2 separate regions of the Mus musculus genome follow, and region 1 is linked to region 2. A link is a loop called in an ENCODE intact Hi-C map of the cell type or tissue named here. Cell type or tissue: heart. All regions are shown on one strand. Links, peaks and the distances in the headings refer to the core of each region. The heading gives the core; the rest is flanking DNA.

The links. Peaks named below come from ENCODE experiments on the same cell type or tissue, not always from the same donor. Only the 100,000 strongest peaks of a DNase experiment are listed, where the experiment ranks them.
Region 1: a loop joins it to region 2, with 2.2 times the contacts of the local background. A loop is called at or near these places in 1 of 42 quality-filtered maps.

The regions. Positions count from the first base shown.
Region 1 is chr11:86,254,494-86,259,866 of GRCm38, reverse strand. It overlaps Ints2 (integrator complex subunit 2), which reads left to right and starts at 2,273. Exons shown (of 25, transcript NM_027421.3): 1 at 2,273-2,663; 2 at 3,538-3,844; 3 at 4,383-4,521. The coding sequence starts at 3,549. All of the region lies in intron 2 of Brip1os (BRCA1 interacting protein C-terminal helicase 1, opposite strand), which reads right to left. In heart, for the core only: no CTCF peak of the experiment used is centred there; a DNase peak (open chromatin) is centred at 2,256; H3K4me3 peaks cover 1,762 bases; H3K27ac peaks cover 1,376 bases.
Region 2 is chr11:86,197,984-86,203,356 of GRCm38, reverse strand. It overlaps Brip1 (BRCA1 interacting protein C-terminal helicase 1), which reads left to right and starts at 2,164. Exons shown (of 20, transcript NM_178309.2): 1 at 2,164-2,248; 2 at 4,363-4,485. The coding sequence starts at 4,393. Brip1os (BRCA1 interacting protein C-terminal helicase 1, opposite strand) reads right to left here and starts at 1,997. Exons shown (of 7, transcript NR_130959.1): 1 at 1,805-1,997. In heart, for the core only: a CTCF peak has its summit at 2,180; DNase peaks (open chromatin) are centred at 876 and 2,076; H3K4me3 peaks cover 3,246 bases; H3K27ac peaks cover 2,245 bases.

The DNA.
Region 1 (5,373 bases), core at 88-5,087, 57 kb before region 2:
TTGAAGAAAAAAATTTAAAAGAAATGATCAGTCAAGCTGGGTGGTGGAGGCACACACCTTTAGTCCCGCACTTGGGAGGCAGAGAGACGTGGAGCTCTTTGAGTTCAAGGGTAGTCTGGTCTTCTGAGTTTTAGGATAGCCAGGGCTACACACACACACACACACACACACACACACACAAATCCTGTCTTGGTTGGTAATTCGTTGAAGGATGCTCAATTTTTTTTTTTTGTTTTTAAATATTCATTTATTTCCTTTTTCTGAGTTTAGGTGTTTTGCCTGCATATTCTGTGTACAATATGTCTTCAGTGCCCATAGAGGCCAGAAGAGAGTTTTGGAAATGTAATTACAGACTGTTAGCTGCCTTGTGAACTCTGGTCCTCTGGAAGATCAGCTAGTGCTCTTAACCATTAAGCCATCTCTCTGGCTCCAGAAATACTTTTTTTTTTCTTTTCTTTCTAGACAGGGTTTCTCTGTGTAACTCTGGCTTTCCTGGAACTCACTCTGTAGAACAGGTTGGCCTTGAACTCAGGAAATCTGCCTACCTCTGCCTCCCAAGTGCTGGGTTGAAAGGCGCCACATTTGCTCAGAAATATTTAATAAGCAAGCCAAGCCAAGCCAAGCCAAGCCAAGCAAGCAAGGAAACAAGCAAACAAGGAAAAACTATTGTGTGTGTGTCCTGCAGAGGCCAGAAGAGGGTGTCAAACCCCTTGGAGTTTTGGAGCCACAAGTATAGGTACTGGGAACTGAACTCAGGTCCTCTGAAGAGCAGAATTTTTTTTTTTAAAGATTTCTTTATTATTATATCTAAGTACATTGTAGCTGTCTTCAGACACCTAGAAGAGGGCATCAGATCTCATTATGGATGGTTGTGAGCCACCATGTGGTTGCTGGGATTTAAACTCAGGACCTTCGGAAGAGCAGTCAGTGCTCTTAACCGCTGAGCCATCTCTCCAGCCCAAAAGCTGCATTTTAATAAAATAGTTCAGAGGCTTGACAGATGGCACAGCATGCCAGGTGTTGGTCGCTGAGCCAGATGACATGAATTCAAGTCCCAGGACATACATGGTGGAAGGAGAAAATGAGCTTCCATGAGTTATTCTTTTTTCTCACAAGTAAACACATGCACAAATGTCACACACACACACACACACACACACACACACACACACACACACACACACAAACGCGCGCGCGCGCGCGCAAGGTCATGCAAACCTTGGGTGAACCAGGAACAACAACCACAACAAAAAACGTAAGCTGGTGAAGATGGCACAATCCTATAATTCCACAATTTGAAAGGCTGAAGCAGAAGTTCAGAGCAGCCTGGACTACATAGTGTGGCGCTGTCTCCAGAACATTTATTATGAGATAAATAGACTTGCAATTTTTAAGATGGTGAGACTTTAGTTTTGATTTTCTTTCACAAGTGCCACATATAATATTGAGAAGGTTCCACTGAATTCGTTCCTAAAATTCACTCTTGAATAGGATTTTTGTAACCTCGAGACCCGAGAAAGCTACCAAACATAGAGCCTCTAGTATGAGCCCTGGGCAGACAGAGGGGTTGTGTCAAGTACCAGTCATCCTTGTCTACATAATGAACTCCAGGCCAACAAGGACCACATATACCTTGTCTGAAAAACAAAACCAACCTCGAATGCAAGCCGGAAGTGGTAGCATGCGCTTATAATTTGGGTACACACCATAAAACTAAATAATGAAAAGTTATTACACTTTGGCCTTAGTGTATAGACTTATGATTAATTACTTTTTTTTTTTTTTTTCGACACATGGTTTCTCTGTGTAGCCCTGGCTGTCCTGGAACTCACTCTGTAGACCAAGCTGGCCTCGAACTCAGAGATCCGCCTGCCTCTGCCTCCCAAGTGCTGGGATTAAAGGCGTGCGCCACCACTGCCCGGCTTCATTACTTTTAAAATTCCCCTACACACAGGTCTTGGGATTCTAGAACTTTCTAGACCGCACCGGCAGGGGTTTAAAGGAGGCTGCAATCGGGTTCCATTAGGCAAATTTCTGTGGAGGAACAGAGCGGACAACTTTTGCCATTTAATACATTATTGTTATTTAAATGTCGCGATAATTGGTTCGGGGGTCGGGATTTCGCTCTGACCGTTTAGGAACTCATCTGACAAGGTTCCAAGAGAAAAGCTCTGGAAAACAAGAAAGTGTAACACTCCACGCTTTCGGAAGCGGGGAGGGCGGTGACGGAGGAAGGGGCGGGCCTGCGCATGCGCAGAGCGGCCCTAAGCTGGCTTTTCTTATCGCCGCCGACGTCTTCTCAGTGCTGTACGGTGGCCGGCGCGTGCCAGAAGCTTGGGATGAATGGAGGTGCAGGGTGCAGGTTGAACTAAGTCTCTGCTTTCCCCTCTCTCCTGGTTGCTTCTCCCTTTTTTTTCCCTTTCCTTTTTACTTTTTTTTTTTTTTTTGCAGTGTCCCCATTCTGATTCTCGCTCTGTCGACGGCACTGTTGGTGCCAGCGTCAGAGTTCTTGGTGCCTGAGTCGACTCCGGGCATTGCCGGGGTTTGGGGATCTGGATAATCACCTAGGCCCAACTTCGGACCGCGCTCTCCATTTCTGCCTCGTCTGGCTCTCGGAGGCGGAATCCGAGTGGGTCCCTTGAGGCTGGAGGGTTGATCTTAAGGTATGAAGCGTCGGCTTCTCGGGCCCAAGTGCCGCTTTGTCTGAAGTCCGCCTGACTCTTCGCAGCCCGGGTCACTCGATTCTCATTGCTGCCTGGCAGAGACCCCTGAGTCCTGTCACCTCTGCCTTGAGCTTACTCTACTGTTAAAAGACCAGCGCTTACTATTGAAACAGCAGCATTTCTGCCTACGATTCTTTGTCCACAGCTCTGCTAGGGAGTAGGTCTTAAGACTGAGTGGTCTCTGTTAACTGTTCCATGTCACCTCTCTTTTCTGCTACCTTTTGAAAATTTACTCAAAACCACAGTGCCCAAGTGAGACTCTCTTTAACTCCTTCAGCTGACTGTACATACACATCTACCTCTATAACAATAGGGGTACGGAATAGCGTTGTGGCTTTCAGAACCATGCCTCTGACATTACTTTTGGCCCGTGAGATGATTTACCAGTGTTTCCATGTAGTTGGGAGGTAGAAAGAGAAGCCCAACTGATATTTATATTTATCTGGTAGGCTTGTAAAATGAAAGAGATCTGGCTGCAGCCGTTCATTTTCTCTCCATATTTCATGGAACTCATGTAATGGGCATAATGAGGGAAGTCTTGGCTGTGTTCAGGGTAGGAGGGTTCACTGGGACACAAAGTATTAGAGCAAATGATCTCTAAATTGAGAAGAAACATTAATCTGCAGTTTTCCTTCTTATCTTCCAGATGTCAGTAGAAACATAGAGACAGAAACCTGAGCTTTAATTGTGCCAACAACATTGCCAATGCAAGGACCTACTAAGTATTTAGTATACTTTGTTAGATTTTAAAGAAGGTTGTCATATATGTGGGAAGTAGATACCGATTTTCATTTTGTTGTTTTGGACTCCTTAGGATCGAGAGCGATGACGCCCGAGGGTACAGGCCTGCAGTTTGTCAGCCCTTTTGCTTTTGAAGCTATGCAGAAGGTGGATGTTGTCCGCCTGGCGTCCTTAAGTGATCCGGAATTAAGACTCCTCTTGCCCTGCCTGGTGAGGATGGCACTTTGTGCTCCTGCTGACCAGAGCCAAAGTTGGGCACAGGATAAGAAACTTATACTTCGCCTCCTGTCTGGAGTGGAAGCTGTCAACTCCATTGTTGCACTGTTGTCTGTGGACTTCCACGCTCTAGAACAAGATGCCAGCAAAGAACAGCAGCTTAGGTAAAGTTCACTTGTGTGTTAGGACTTGGGAGTTACTTGATATTCCAGAGGAGGGGGTTGTAATGATGCTCAGGTCTGTCAGAGCTCCCCCAGCAAAGGGAGAGTAATGTCTGAGAAGCATTTGACAGAGGTCTTTTCTAGTTAAATTCCTAAGAGCTGCTTTCTGTGTTATAAAATGTTGCTCAGAGAAGATTAGCTACATATTAGGTCAGTTACTCTGAGTGGGGACTGAGGAGGAGAAAGTCTTCTAGAGTGGAAGGTTTTATGGGAATGACTGAGCTTTTAAAATTACGTTGCTCCCCACTCCCCCCCCCCCAGACTCCAGGCTGGTTTTGTATCCTTTCATGTCCCTTGTGTATCTGAAAGCTATTGTTACTGAAGTCTGTGGCAATTACTAATTTACAGTTTCTGAGCTCTTGCAATATATAGACAAACAGTGTTTCGGAGGAATGGAAACCATTTACAATGAGTGGATTATTGCAGGAAAGGATTGCCTTGCCAGTGTCTTAATGTGTTTCCCATGTTTGGACTTCACTAGGCATAAACTTGGAGGAGGCAGTGGAGAGAGCATCCTGGTATCACAGCTTCAGCATGGGCTGACACTAGAGTTTGAACACAGTGATTCCCCTCGTCGATTGCGGCTTGTGCTGAGTGAATTGTTGGCAATTATGAACAAGGTGCTTTAAAAAAAACCTCCCTTTTCTTTTTTCTTTTTTTTTTTTTTGCATTTTTTTTTCGAGACAGGGTTTCTCTGTGTAGCCCTGGCTGTTCTGGAACTCACTCTGTAGACCAGGCTGGCCTCGAACTCAGAAATCCGCCTGCCTCTGCCTCCAGAGTGCTGGGATTAAAGGCATGTACCACCACGCCCAAAAACTCCCTTTTCATCTCACAATATCCATGACTTAATATTTACATCTAGAAAATAGTAAAAAGGGCTGGTGAGATGGCTCAGTGGGTAAGAGCACCCGACTGCTCTTCCGAAGGTCCAGAGTTCAAATCCCAGCAACCACATGGTGGCTCACAACCATCCTTAATGCAATCTGATGCCCTCTTCTGGAGTATCTGAGGACAGCTACAGTGTACTTACATATAAATAAATAAATAAATAAATAAAAAAAAAAAAGAAAATAGTAAAAAAATATCAGCAAGAAGGCAGGCAGGTTACATGTTCTGCTAGTATTTCTGTTTGATTTGTGTTCTTTCAAAGACTGAAGTGATTTATTTTTTATTTTTAGAGATAGAGTTTCTCTGTATAGTTCTGACTTTCCTATAGCCCAGGTTGGCCAGATCCACCTGCCTCTGCTATCCAGTACTGGGATTAAAGGTGTGTGCCACTACACCCAACTATTCAGTATTTTTTTTTTTTCCAGACAGGGTTTCTCTGTGTAGCCCTGGCTGTCCTGGAACTCACTCTGTAGACCAGGCTGGCCTCTGCCTCCCAAGTGCTGGGATGAAAGGCGTGTGCCACCACTGCCTGGCAGGATTTTCTTTTTGTGTGTGTACGGAATTGATATAATTGTTTTTAAGAT
Region 2 (5,373 bases), core at 100-5,099:
CTTACTAGGTTTTCAATTTTCTCTGACTACAGTGGCCAAGATCCTCTGGAGGTTCCTTTCCTGTTTCTTCTCTCCTTTGAGTTCTCTAGCTTCCTGTTCCTTCTGCCTTCTCTCCTCCTTCTTTTCTTCTGACTCTTGGTTATGATAAGCCTTCTCAGCTACTTGCACTAGTTCCTTTAGAGACTTGTCTTACAATCCCTCAAGTTTCTGCAACTTCTTCCTAATATCTCTGCTAGATTGGTCAATAAAGGCAACAGTAACTGTTGCCTTATGCTCTTCACTGCTAGGATCATAGTGGGTAAACTGGCGAAAGGCCTCCATGAGTCTCTCTAGGAAGGCAGAGGGAGACTCATTCAGCCCCTGTACCACTTCCCTTACCTTAGTCAAATTGGTGGGGCAGTGTGCTGACCCTTTGAGACCTGCCATCAGAGCCTGGCGGTGGACCTTCAGGTGCTCCCTACCTTTAGGGGTGTTGAAGTCCCAGTTCGGTCTGGTCAATGGGAAGCCTGCATCAATATTCCCTGGCAGGAGGGAAGGGCGCCCACCTGACCCCGGGACATGTATCCTAGCCTCAAGGATTCGCTGCTTTTCCTCTGTGGTAAAGAGAACCTGAAGCAGTTGCTGACTATCTTCCCATGTGGGCTGATGGGAGAAGTGATTCAATTAAGTTAATTAGACCTTGTGGATTCTCAGAAAATGAGGGGTTATGAGTTTTCCAGTTATATAAGTCATTGGAGGAAAACGGCCAATACTGAAAGGCTGATGACCTTGTTCATCCGGGGACCATAGGCCGGGAGGGGCAGAATATGGGCACCCTCAGGAGTTGCCTCCACTGTCTCTGAGTCTCCTGAGCAGGTCCCTCTGACCTGGGGAGGGAGGAGGATGGCGAGTCCCCCTGATTCTCCAGGCGGAATGGGCGGGGCCAAAGGCCCTGCAGCTTGAGCTGCATGAGGAGAGAGAGAGAGAGAGAGAGAGAGAGAGAGAGAGAGAGAGAGAGAGAGAGAGAGGATAAAGGGGAGGGAGATAAAGAAGAAGATCAGTATCCGTGGTGGGGAGAACATCTTTCTTGGGCCTATCCTGAAGGGCGAAGATTGGCACAGCCATTGGTCCTGAAGAGGAACCGGGCGAACACAAGGAGGGGGATCGGTGACTAAATCTTCCCACACTATGATATATGGGACCTGATTAGGGTGGCTCTTCGAGCCAGCACCAAAAATGCACCTCTTGACGGACAATATAAGAGGCAGTGAGAAAGAACCCTCAGGAGGCCATCCAATCTGAAAGGTGGGCCACTCTGACGAGCAAAAAGTAAACCATTTATTTTTCTTCACATTTACTGAGAGATTGTGAGCTCTAGTCTTAACCTCCCTCCAATGTTCTAGAGTAAAACTCGGAGGGGTGGAAGGTCAGTGTCCCATTCTGTCCAAAAATAACGTCAGTCCCAGTCCACACACAAAAAGAAAAACAGAAAGTAAAATACCAACGCGCCCCTGCCACGAGCGCCACAGAAGATACACTGAATAACTTGGTAGTGGTCTCTTTGCCACTGACCCCCAGATGAAGTCGAGCCCTCCCGGATCTCGCGGATCGGATCCGACTTCCCACTCTGAGAGTCTGGAGCGTCCTCCAGGACTCTTCGTTACCGCAGCGTTAAGGTCGCTTCTGGCAACCCCCGGCAGACAACTCCTTTGCAAACCGAAACCAAACTGACTTGCAGCCGACTCAAAATAGAGGGAACAGACGGAATAGACGCGCGGAATAGACGCACGCCAAGGGCGGACACAAAGAGACACAGCCGCGGTACCTGCTCGAACAATCCTCCGGTCTCCTGTCACTGGACCCGCCAGCAGGACGATTCCCGGTCAATGCACCAAATGTAAGACCCGTCTAACGCCCATTTTGTGCTTCTTAAAGTCTCACAGTACAAGAATTTTTTTTTTTCCTTCAAGCAAATGTGCGGAACTTGTCCCAGTCTTTTTCGCGGGGTGGGGTTTGGGGGAGGGGCGGTGCTCGTCTTCCGGTCCCGCCAAGTACTCGAGGGTTGATTTTACTTCGCGGGCTCCCATTGGGCGGTATAGCGTTGGCCTCGTACGATGATTGGCTGTTTCCTTTTCCGGTCTGGCTGTGTGATTGGCTGACTGGGAACCGAGGGGCGGGAGGCGCGAATTCATCTGTGTGGCGCTGCGGAGTGCAGCCTGGAGAGGGAGGAGTGGCTGTACCTTGGTACCTGGCAGCGTCGGAACAGCCGGTGAGGGAGGACTTTCGTACTCGCGAGCTTTCCTTGTAGGTCGGCTCCGCGTTGCCTTCTGTCAAACGTCAGCCGTTCCTTTTCTCTGGGAGCGGGAGCCAGCCGTGGGCAAATGGAAAGGAGGGCGCGGGGAGGGGACGGGCTCCTGCAGGCTGGCGCCGGCGGGCTCTCGGGCTCTATGGTGTGGCTCCCCGTGGACATGTGAGAACTAGGAGCTTGGGGAAGGAAAGCTGAGGGCCAGGGAGCCTGTCCTTACATTCTGTGAACGCAGGCTGGAGGTAGCCCCAGCTTCCGCGGTACTTCTGGAAGGGCTACAGATTTGTTAACCCGCCCCCCCCCCCCCCTTCTCTTAAAGAGACAGGGTCTCACCCTCCAGCTCTGGCTGGGCTGGAACTCGGAGTGCAGACCTGGCTGCCCTCGATCGATCGTACAGAGATCCACCAGAGATTGTTGGGGGCCAGAAGAATTGCGCCACCACATCCGGAAGTGTGATTGTCTGATGAGTTTTGAGAGGAATGTTGCCACAGCTTCAGGCATAGATTGCCATCTCGATTAATTTTAGTAACACAATATTGAGTTTTTGCTTCAGAATAAGCTGTTAGAGTCCATTAAACCTCAGAGGTTTACAGATAAAAATCAGTGATTGGATACTTTTTCTAACAATATCTTTTATTTATTCTTTGATAGTTTATGCATATATACAAAGTATCTTGACCTATCCCCAGTACATCCTTCACACTGCTTCGGGACCCCTTCACACGCCCCTCCCACCCAATGAGTCCAATTAGTACTGCCTGATGGGATGTTGACAGGTCTCCTTGGCTTGATTTTATGCAGGTCTTGTCTGACAGAACAATATTTAGAAATGAAAAATAACTTAAGAGTGGTGGGTTTTTTGGAGCACAGAAGCTGTGGTTAAAGTTATTGACTTCATGACCTGTTGTACCTTCTGTCTTAACCATCTCCATTCACAGACTGAGTTTACCAGATTTTCTCACCACTGTCGAAATTCTTCAGTCAATAAAAGTGTCTGGGAGGTTAGGTGATGCAAACAGTGGGATTTAAATCTATTTTGTTTCAATTATAATCTCCTGATTTCAGAATTACTGAGCTGACTCAGCAGGTAAAGGACTCAACCGAGCTAGCAGTGTTTAATTCCTGAGACCCACATGGTGAGAGGAGGGAACCTATTCTGTCTCCAGAACACTGTCTTCTCACTTCCACACACGTGTCATGCCATGCGGGTTCTCCTCCCCCAGTAAACTAAAAGATGATTTAAAAAAAATTAAGTGAATTTCTGTGGAAAGATACTTTCTCCCTTACAACAATTTTTAAAGTTAGATATTATTGCAGAAAAGAATTTTAGACTTACAGGTGAAAAATGTTAAGTCATAGATACAACCTGTGCTTCCTGCCCATTCATCTGCCTTTTCCTTCTAACTGGGAGAGTGTGAAAAGGGCAAACAGGAATGTACAGAATAAGAGGAAACAGTGAGGCTATGGAATAGCAGAGCTGCTTCAGAAATCTGTTGTATCTATAAGTTGAATATATGTAATCAAACTTGTTATAGGAGCTTGTGTTTCATCTGCCATGTACAGTATGTTTTTACATTATTTAACTTTTACAGCAGTCTTATAAGGCTTGTTTCTGTTAGGACTCCTATTCTGTACCTGAGGACATGGAGTTCTAGAAAAGTGACTTGCCTTACATCATAACTAATACATCATGGAGTGCCAGTCTAGACTGGTCAGACTCTAGTACGTATGTGCTCTTGACCCTGAGATTTATTTATAAGGATAAGATTTTTTTTTATTTCTATTACTTTTATATATGTGCTTATTAATTCCAGTTTTTATTATCAGACTTCAGCTCTATTGCTAGGTGTCTGGTTTTCTTTGAATGACATTATTTCGATATGTAAACTGTAATCCTTTTTATATTTGTGAGTGTATGTGTGGATGGCTATGCCAGGTAAATGCAGGTTATTGCAGAAGCCAGATAAGGTTGTGGGAGTCCTTGGAGCTGGAGTTACAGGCATTTGTAAGGTGCCTGATGTGGGCTCTGGGAATCCATCTCGCCAACCCTTCTACTGATTTTATTGTTTCTGTTGTAGTGAAGCACCTAAAGTAGAGAAGAAGGCAGAATGTCCTCAGTGTTGTCTGACTACACCATCGGTGGGGTGAAGATCCACTTTCCCTGTAGAGCGTATCCAGCACAGCTTGCGATGATGAATTCTGTAAGTCTTTTACAGCAGCTGAGTCTTTACCAAGAGGCTGTGGCTTGTGATTCCAAGTATACATTGAATTTGTGACTATTCACAGGTATAAAATGATGGCTAGGATTTGTTGGATTCATCTGGAAGAGCACCTAAGTTCTAGGAAAGTGATATGATAACTCTTAAGCTGTGTATGTTTAGGTTAGGATGTAGCAAGAACATCTGAAAAACAGTTTCAGCTCCTTTAGAATTTTGATTTTTATTCTTCATTTCTACTACCTTTATATTTCTATTCAAAGTCATTATAACCCCTTCTACTAGCAGTATCTCTCATCGAGTTTTTCTCATAGATATTTATAGGTATTAGTATTGCAGGCTTTTGTTTGTTTGCTTATCTGTGTTTTTAGATTATTTCTATGTGTATGAGTGTTTTGCCTGCATGTGTATCTGTGCAACTTATGTGTGCCTGAGGCCTGACGGGCCTAGAATAGGGCATCAGATCTCCTGGAACTGGAGTTACAGGTGGTTGTAAGCTACCACGTGGTGCTGGGAATTGAACCTGGGTCTTCTTCATGAGTAACAGCTGCTCTTAAGTGCTAAACCACCTCTCTAGCACTTATCATAGTTCCTTAGAAACTACTTGTGCTTGTATAATTAAATATAAGTTGCTTTTTAAAATTCTCATGCTTGACATGTTTATAAAACCAGCAGACTGTTCAGAAGAAATGTAAAGGAATAAAGTCTTAAATTTAATACAATTCTCTAGTTCTTCCCGCGCTGTAACTGTGTTTCCTGGGGTGCATCCTGACTCTTCTGTGCTGTTCTAGTCGTGGTCCTGTTCCGTGGAGAGAGATCTAATAAAGTAATCACTTATTATTTTCTTCCTTTTAAAATTGACATCTTTGTCCA